2 separate regions of the Homo sapiens genome follow, and region 1 is linked to region 2. Evidence: chromatin loops called from intact Hi-C (ENCODE). Cell type or tissue: heart left ventricle. All regions are shown on one strand.

Region 1 (5,000 bases), 60 kb after region 2:
AGATCAATTATTCCCTTCTGGTACACAATCACCTTTTCCAAAGTCATGTAAGGCAGGCTTTCTTTGTTGGGGGATGTCTCACCCCAAGGGATAGTAGGGATGTAAGGATACGGTAAGGCCTAGGAGTTGTGGGGGAAAGAAGACAGGAAAAGAAGGGAAGTGGAGAGAAATTGGTTAGGGTACTTTGTTTTTCTTTTCCCCTTAAAATTAGAGAAAGTACAAAAGACTTGTCTTGCATCTTTTAAATCTCTAAATACTGTAAAACATAATTTTAGTGAAAATGGAGAGGTTTTTTAAAAAACGTGCGAGACATTTTTATGGTTACAAACTGAATTTTATGAATTTATTTTTAAGATGCTAAAATTGGTACGCATTGAATATAGTGCTGTTTCTCTAAGAGTCTCCTCTCCCCAACTCATTATCTTTTCCAAGACTGGAATAAGGGAGATTGGTACATGACTAAAATATCCTCAACCTTCATATATGTGCCCCTGAGCCAAGCTTAGAGTACTTTATTCATGAGATGGGATGGTTTCTAAGGTTTCTTATAACTCTAAAATGTTTGAATTTATATGAGAATGATAGTCCAGACCCGTGTATGACAGATGGAGGAACTGAATTGTCTCTCAATGTAACCTTTTTTTTTTTTTTTTTTTTTTGAGAGCTGGAGTCTTGCTATGTTGTCCTGGCTGGTCTCAAACTGCAGGGCTCAAGTGATCCTCTTGCTTCAGCCTCCAGAGTAGGTGGTACTACAGGCGTGCACCACCACACCCCACTCTAGCTTATATTTTAATATGCCTAATGTTCTGTCTTATACATACATTTCTTACCAGCATGTAAGAAATGTAATTTCTATAGGGAGGAATTCAAGAAGTATTGAGAAGATGATTTTAATAAATCAGCTGTGTTGGCCTAGCTTTATTTACTCATTTAACAAACATTGAGCAGAATGACCTCTGCTTTATGCCAGACATGGTGCTAGCTGCAGGGAATACAAATATGACAAATAATGCTCCCTGTTTAAGAAACAGACTCTTTGCTTAATATATTAAGTGCCTCGTAGGGTTATATAGAAGGTTTCTAGGAGCACAGCAGAGAGTGGAAGTAGCTTTACCTTGGAGGAAATAGGAATAGTGAAAAATATGTCCACGGATGCAGTAACATGACTTGAATCTTAAAGAATGTTATAATAATGTTATAATATGGAAAAAGTGAGGAAGGGTGATATGACAGAAATTTCATAATGGATAGTACCTAAAACTTACAGGGGAAGGCAGGCTGTTTATTTGGAGCAGATGTGGGGACAAAGGAGAGTCAACATATATATTTTGGTTTTATTAATAGAAAAAACACAAATAACACACAAGTTTATGTAAATTAGACTTCTTTTGTAACATTCTCAGACTTAATATCCCCAGCCACCTAGGGGAAAAACTTGAGGAAAGTCCTTCTAAAATCTATAAAATTATTTTTATAGAAAGAGAAATTTAAAAGGAAATGCCAATTTGTTGAGCAAAATGAAAATGATGATGGCCAGAGCTGGAAGTATGGTAAACATAAAGCCATTCTGAATATATTTATCACCTTTCTTGGCTTGTACCTAAAAATGTGTGAGTTTTAATATTGAGAGGTGTTTCAGCAGCATCTTGAGACTATTTGAGGGTTCAGTTCCTTTTCTGTCAATTCCAGACTTGACCTTGAATGAATTCTGAATACTCTGTGTCGTAAACAGCAGTGTGACTGTAGGAGTGGTGCATGTGCTCTTGCAGGTGATGGAATGGCTTGAGGCCAGTGAGGATATTCATTATTCTATAGCACTATCGTTATAAATAATATTTGCTTTCTGCTTTTCCACAATTGTAGTTATCTGGTTTTCAATGGAGCAGTAGATAGAAAGGGAGTGAATAGTATCAGTGTAGCTTAGCTTCATTCTCCACTTTTTATGCCAGAGTTGCATTTCTGCCTCCATTTCTAGTTAGTTGACTGCCTCGAGCAGTTCATACCAGTTTTTTTCTTCTTGGTGTTTGGTCTTAGCCACTAGGCTGAGAGGCAGTTGGCCAAGACCATCTGATAATTATTTTCATCTGAAAATAAAGTTGGGATGGGTCATGACTATATGTAACCACAACTGTAAGTAGTGGGATGCTAGCTCATACAATTTCAGATACCGACTGATTTGTCAATAGGCATCAATAGTATTGAGTATCTGTATATATCATGGAATTCTTTAAGTCTTTAAGAATTTACAACCACAAGATTTTACTGTGAGATATTTAAACAAAACATTTGAATAAATGGAGAGCCCGGAGGGAATGCCACATTGTCATTCTTTAATTGAAATGTTTAATGTAATCCCAATCAAAACTGAGACTAAACAGGTGAGGATAAGCAATAAGTTTTTAAAAAAGAAGAACAAAGTAGACTTGCACTACTAGAAATGTTGAAACCCATTTTAGATGTAGCATAACTAAAACTAGGGCATTGTGAAAGAACAGAAAAATAAGATAATAAACAGACTATACTTCTGGAATCAGAATCTTGTAGGTACAAGCTGTCCAATCACTTTAAACATTCACCGGGATCAGCCATTGGATGAGGATGCTACGGAAAGAGCGTGATCTTGGACAAGGCAACTCTGCAGCTGAGGCTGACACCCAAAAGCTGTCTGCTGGTGATACTCCCACAATTAGGGCAACATGAGTTTCACTGAAGGGGTAATTGTGTGGCTCATATCATATTCATTGCAACCTCCAAATCCAATTGTTTGTGCATCTTTATCCTACACACTTGTGGGATATTGATTTTAACTTATTTCAACTCCTACTCTGGAAAAAAGAGAGAGGCTGTGTCATTTCTTAGACCTTTGTAATGAGGCAAGGATCAGAGTCCCAGAAGAAGTACTACTCCAAAAACTTTGGTAAAGTGCTTATTCTTCCCTAGCAGTAGGCTGTTGCTGAGTTGTAGACTGGTGGTTTTATGAAAAAAAACAGGTTGGGGAGGTGTGAAGATGGAAATGAGGGCTGTGTTATGTATATCTGGTATCTACTTCTGTTCCAGGTGCTTAATTCACCCTCATACTGATGTTTAAAGTTAGAGGATTCTTGTCCATTTGTCTTGTCTTCTGTTGGCAGGGTCACATGCAGGGTAATAGGCTATGGGAAGGGGGAAGATGCCTAGATTTACTTCTAGGCTGGTCTCCAAGCCCCAAGTTCAAGCCTCCTGAGTAGCTGAGACTACAGGCACACACCATCGTTCTCAACTTTTCTTTTTTAACATAGGCTAGCTAGCTCCCACCTTAGCCTTCTAGACCCCTCCATTATAATTCTTATTCAATTGCCTTGGCCCAGAAAGAGACAGTTCCTGTCCTATTCTTATATATGCACATCTATTTTTGATTCACAGAACTCGATGGTGGAGGTGGAGGCAGTTGATGGAATTCTGAAAGTCCACCCAACCATGTCCCTGGTCAATAGCATGCATGTACCATATTCCTTGGAAAGGAAACGTGGTGGGAGTCTGCTGGATTCTTCTGGGGAAATTTTCTCTCTATAAAAGGGACATATCACAGAGACATACAATCTCTGCCTCCGAACATTGTTGTCTGCATGCGATGCATGGAATGGCAATGGCCCTCCAGGAAAGGAGCCAGCCTAAGGGAAAAGAGAGGAGGGTGGGAAAATCCCAGATCATTTGTGCCATTGTTGAGCAACTGAACAAAACAGAACCAAGTCCTTGTCTTCTTGAAGCTTAATTTGAGTCAAGACATATAGACAAGCATGTACATTATTAAAATACACTACCTAGTGTATTAGAAGGTGGTAAGTACAATGGGATAAAATAAAGCAGGGAAGGGCATGAGGAGTGCTGGGGGGGATGGTTGCATTTATTAAAGGGTGGGCAAGGCAGGCTTCTCTGAGAAGGTAACATTTGCTCAAGGACCCACCAGAGACAAGGGATGTGGAAGAGCATTCCAAACATAGGGAATGGTAAGTTTAAGTCCCGAGTGTACGTGGACAACATTCTGTATCTAAACAACTGCTAGGATCCCCTATGGCTAGAACTGAGGAGCAACGGGGAGAGTAGTTGGAGGTGAGTTCAGCCAATAAACTCACACCGTTTATTAGGCTGTTGCCACAGCCTTTTGGCTCTTACTCTGAGTGAGAGGGAAATCTCTGGAGGTTTGTGAAGAGGTGGGTATCATGGTCTGACCTACGTTAAATAGGAAAAGCCGGGAACGATGGTGTGTGCCTATAGTCCCAGCTACTAAGGAGGCTTAAGCCCAGGCTTGAGACCCCATCTCTTAAAAGAAAAAAAAAAATGGAAAGGCTCACAATAGAGGCAGTGAAGAAAAGTTGTTTTTTAAAAAAGGCAGTGGTCACTGTATTAGTACATGATTCTGGGAAATCTAGGTATGAGTTCAGAAATTTTAATTAACCTGAAAAACTTGTACCAGAAGCCATTTGCTTATGCTAATGTGAATACAAAGAGCTTGCTTTGGTTCATTACTAAATAACATTCTTCGTGAAAGTGTCATTGAATCTTTTTAGCAACATATCTATACAAAACTCTACAATGTAAGTATGTACATTCAGCAAATCCTGTGAGATGCAGAAGAGTGAATTTGGTTCAGGAGTTGTGAGTTGGCTTTTATTGGTAGAAAATTTCCTGAATGTCAATACCTAATACTAGTATGGAAAAATAATTTGCTTTTCAAAATAAATAGATAAATTTACCTTATGTTATTCTTGAATGAAGTTTTTCATTTAATCAAAGGTATTTTTAAGCTTTTGTTTTGGGGCTTTTTTTTTCCCTTGTGGATCTGTGGCTATAATAAAGTCAGCATTCTTTATTTACTGGTGATAAATTCTGTGAAATGTTAAAGTAGACATGTTGGACCAGCTATTGTGAAATTACAGCTCTGTCTCTAACTTCCCATTACATGAGCACACCTATAACTCATTTATATTAGCACAGTAAGTATACCTTTAACACCAAATAAG
Region 2 (5,000 bases):
ACATCAAAAGATGAAGCAGAGCACACAAAAACCTTTACTGTGCTTCCTCTGTAGACTGGCCAGAACCACTCTATATGGTTTGGCTGTGTCCCCCCTGACCTAAGTCTCATCTTGAATTGTAGTTCCCATAATCTCCTTAATGTGGTAGGAGGGACCTGGTGGGAGGTAATTGAATCTTGGGGTGGTTACCTCCATGCTGTTCTCCTGATAGTGAGTTCTCATGAGATCTGATGGTTTTATAAGGGGCTCTCCTCTGCCCTTAGTCTGTACTTCTCCTTGCTGCCACCATGTGAAGAAGGATGTGTTTGCGTCCCTTTCTGCCATGATTGTAAATTTCCTGAGGCCTCCCCAGCCATGCTGAACTATGAGTCAATGAAATCTCTTTCCTTTATAAATTACCCAGTCTTGGGTATGTCTTTATCAGCAGCGTGAGAGTGGACTATACACACTCCATGGTTGGTCTCTTATCAGGAAGAAATGCTGCTGGTTAGTTGTTTTGTTGAAACTGCAAAAGGAAGGGGCAGCAGTTAGGCTATTGGTTGCAGTCAGCGGTGGATCTTTTTTTTTTTTTAGAGACAGGGCCTCTGTCATCCAGGATGAAGTGTTGTGGCCCAGTCATAACTCACTGCTGCCTCTTAACTCTTAGGCCCAAGGAATCCTCCTTCCTCAGCCTCTCGAGTAGCTGGGACTACAGGCAGGTGCCAGCATGCTTGGCTAACCTTTTTTATTTTTTGTAGAGACAGGGTCTTGCTGTTGCCCAGGCTGGTCTCGAACTCCTGGTCTCAAGTGATCCTTCTGCGTTGGCTTCTCAAAGTGCTTGGAATTATAGATGTGAGCCACTGTGCCCAGTTGAAGTTCACGTTATTAATTAACTAATTAATTAATTGACAGTCTCTGTTGCCCAGGCTGAAGTGCAATGACATGATCATGGTTCACTGCAACCTCAGCCTCCTGGCTCAGGCAATCGTCTTGCCTTGGCTTCTCAAAGTGCTGGAATTACAGATGTGAGCCACAATGCCTAGCCTCAGGTTGTTTAAAAAGTGGCTGATGGGAATGAGGAATAAAGAAAAATGTCATTCTCAGTGGTGAAGAGTGACTTGGGCACAATATGAAACTGATTCCCTGGCATGTTGTATTTGGGAAATACCAGGTGGACTGTTTGAAGTTAAAACGTTGGTTAAAGGTAATGAAAAATAAAGTTGGATTCAGCATTATCAGATTAATGAGGAATCCACTCTTTGGAGTATTTGTGTGTGCACAGTGCATTATTGCTGAATGCGTCTGTTATAGGTAGTTCCTAGTTTATAAAGCAATATTGTATTGTATCGTTGGGTTTATGTTGTGGCGATCAGATTATGATGTGATGAGTGACAAGTCATTTAACCTCTCTGAGATTGTCACTTCTTCTGTTAAATTAGATGCTTTAATCAGGTCTTATTATCTACCACCCTCCTAGGGTTGTTTGGGGAACTACTGATTGTACCTTATAGAGTGTTGGGATCTGTTAAAACAGACATTGTCTGTAAAGTATCTGCTACTGTGTTTGGCACATGTTAGGCACTTGATACATTTAGATTTAAATTTTAAAAGGCTGTTCCACCCATAGGAGCAGTCCGAACTTAGGATTCTCTGTATTCTGTAGTGTAAATTGAGTGATACATTGAATAGTTTTACTTCCCAAATTCAAGGAATGATACACCAAGAAAAATAGCAATTTCTGTCCCTTTCCTGATCTAGCCCTTGGTAAAAAGCTAATCTTTAGTAACTTTTAAAAAAAGGGGTTTAGGGGGAATTCATGTGGAGGTCAGAGTGGAAGAAGGTGTGAGAGGGCCCAGCAGAAGAAAACTTGGCTGCCAAAGTGTTTGAGTCCATTGGCAAGTTTGGCCTGGTCTTAGCCGTTGCAGGAGGTGTGGTAAACTCTGCCTTATATAATGTGGATGCTGGGCACAGAGCTGCGATCTTTGACCAATTCCATGGAGTACAGGACATTGTAGTAGGGGAAGGGACTCACTTTCTCATCCCATGGGTACAGAAACCAATTATCTTTGCTGTTCTCGACCACGTAATGCTCCAGTCATCACTGGTAGCAAAGATTTATAGATTGTCAATATCACACGGCGGATCCTCTTCCGGCCTATCGCTAGCCAACTTCCTCATATCTTCACCAGCATCGGAGAGGACTATGATGAGCGTGTGCTGCCGTCCATCACTACCAAATCAAGTCAGTGGTGGCACGCTTTGATGCTGGAGAACTAATCACCCAGAGAGAGCTGGTCTCCAGGCAGGTGAGCGACGACCTTACGGAGCGAGCAGCCACCTTTGGGTTCATCCTGGACTACGTGTCCTTGACACATCTGACTTTCAGGAAGGAGTTCACAGAAGCCGTGGAAGCCAAAAAGGTGGCTCAGCAGGAAGCAGAGAGGGCCAGATCTGTGGTGGAAAAGGCTGAGCAGAGGAAAAAGGCGGCCATCATCTCTGCTGAGGGTGACTCTAAGGCAGCCGAGCTGATCACCAACTCACTGGCCACCGCAGGGGACAGCCTGATCGAGCTGTGTAAGCTGGAAGTCGTGGAGGACATTGCATACCAGCTCTCGCTCTCGGAATATCACCTACCTGCCAGCAGGGCAGTCCGTGCCCCTCCAGCTGCCCCAGTGAGGGCCCACCCTGCCTGCATCTTCACGGGCCAACTGGCCACAGCCCCGATGATTCTTAACACCGCCTTCCTTCTGCCCCCACCCCAGAAATCACTGTGAAATTTCATGATTGGCTTAAAAAGTGAAGGAAATAAAGGTAAAATCACTTCAGAAACCCCATCCCCCCAAAAAATGGGGGGGCAGGGTTAAAAGAAATTCAAGTAAAATTCTCATTACATAAAATTAACCATTAACGAATTCACAGTGTACGATTCAGGGGGCTTTAGTACATTCACACTGCTGTGCAACTTTCACCTCTATCTAGTTTCAAGGTATTTCTACCACCCCAAAAGGAAACACCATACCCACTAAGCAGTCCCTCTCTATCCTCCCATCCACAGTCCCTGGCAACCACTAATCTGCTTTCTTCCTCTATGGACTTACCTATTTATTCTGGATGTTTCGTGTAAATAGAATACATTTTGTGTCTGGCTTCTTTCATTAAGCATGATGTTCATATATAAGGTTCATCCACATTGTAGCATGTATCAGTACTTAATCCCTTTTTGTGGCTGAATAATATTCCATTGTATGTATATACTACACTTTGTTTATTCAGCCATCATTTGTTGGACATTTGAGTTGTTTCTACCTTTTGGCTATTGGCAGTGGTGCTGTTAGGAACATTCATATACAAGTTTCTGTTTGAATACAGGTTTTCAGTTTTGGGGGCTATATACCTAGGAGTGGAATTGCCAGGTCATATGGTATTTCTGTTGATCTTTTTGAGGAACTCCCAACCTGTTTCCTTCAGTGGCTGCACCATTTTATAGTTCTACTAGCAATGTACAAGGGCTTTAATTTCCCCACATCCTCACCAACACTTAATTTACATTTTAAAAAATTACGGTCAACCTAGTGTGTCACTGTAGTTTTGATTTTCATTTCTCTAATAATGTTGAGCTTTTTTCTTATGCCTGTTGGCCATTTGTATATCCTCTTTGGATAAATGTCTATTCAAGTCCTTTGCCCAATTTTAAAATTGGATCATCATTTTGTTACTGAGTTGTACAAATTCTTTATATATTCTAGATAATAAACCTTTATTATATAGATGATTTGCAAATGTTTTCTCTCATTCTATGTGTGGGTTGTTGTATTAGTATGTTTTCACACTGCTGTAAAGAACTACCTGAGACTCTGTCATTTATAAAGAAAAGAGGTTTAATTGACTCACAGTTCTGCATGGCTGGGGAGGCCTCAGGAAACTTACAATCATGGTGGAAGATGAAGGGGAAGCAAGGCATGTCTTACCTGGTGGCAGGAGAGAGAGATCGAGGGGGAACTGCCACACGCTTTTAAACCATCAGACCTCCTGATAACCCACTCACTGTCACGAGAACAGCATGAGAATTCCTATTTTCATGAGGCCCCTTCCGTGTTACTCCCACATTTTGGGTATTCCCAAAGGAAGCCACAAAGTAGTTTGAATCAGATCACACTGAGGCATAAAGATTGATAGCCTTTTAATTCTTATACATGGGTTTGCATTTTTAAAGAGGATGTGGCATTAACCAAAATGAATCATTATTTGGAAGGGTTTTTAGTTAACCAAATAAAGTGAAAAAATCAGGCAGAAGGCATTTTTGGGTTATGGTGCCACCAGAAGGAATCGCAGGGCCTTGCCTGGAAGTCGGCCCAGGGGAGTAACTGCCTTTAAGCAAATCTGCTTTTCACAGTTTTTTTTTTGTTTTCGTTTTTCTGTTCTGGACCTATAGATGCTTTGAATTTTTGTTATTGTTGTTGTTTGGGTTTGCCAGTTTTTTAAGTGACAAGTAGAACAGTCTGCAGTGTCTGGTTGGGTCAAAAGAAGGGGAGTAAAGAGTCGAAGAGAGGGCTGCTCAGTGGGGAACCTGAAAGGACTGAGTGGGAAAAAGGGGACTCTGTATTGGGACAGGACATTTGTAAACTGGGCATTTTCTTTCTATAATAATCTACTGTTCTTGAAGAAAGATGTGTGCTTCCTCATACCATGGGATTGTGGAAAATGCCCACAATATCTGGGTGTATGCATAAACTAATATTTTTCTGTAAAATTATTTTTATAATATGATTAGGAGAACAAGTTAGAGTGGTCTTATATTGCATCACTTTCACTGTTTGTCTTTAATAAAAATGGAGGAAGTTGCTGCTGTTTTATTAACTTGCACCCTGCATGCTTCTCTTCTTTGTTCTTTGTTAAATATGAGCTGGCGTGTGTTAAGACTACGTTAGCATTTGCTCTCAGGGACTTCTGTGGTTTCTAAATTCAGCACTGCTAAGCCCCTACACTGTTTGCCTGAATCAGTTGAGACTGCTATTTTTAGC

The links. Peaks named below come from ENCODE experiments on the same cell type or tissue, not always from the same donor. Only the 100,000 strongest peaks of a DNase experiment are listed, where the experiment ranks them.
Region 1: it touches region 2 in a loop (3-fold over the local background); 3 of 110 quality-filtered maps call a loop at or near these places.

The regions. Positions count from the first base shown.
Region 1 is chr11:43,792,046-43,797,045 of GRCh38, forward strand. All of the region lies in intron 3 of HSD17B12 (hydroxysteroid 17-beta dehydrogenase 12), which reads left to right. Among named protein-coding and RNA genes, the nearest start is that of ALKBH3, 86 kb to the right of the region's middle. In heart left ventricle, no CTCF peak of the experiment used is centred here; no DNase peak of the experiment used is centred here.
Region 2 is chr11:43,731,913-43,736,912 of GRCh38, forward strand. The region is part of intron 1 of HSD17B12 (hydroxysteroid 17-beta dehydrogenase 12); the gene reads left to right. It also overlaps the pseudogene PHB1P2. Among named protein-coding and RNA genes, the nearest start is that of HSD17B12, 54 kb to the left of the region's middle. In heart left ventricle, no CTCF peak of the experiment used is centred here; no DNase peak of the experiment used is centred here; H3K4me3 peaks cover 322 bases; H3K27ac peaks cover 1,041 bases.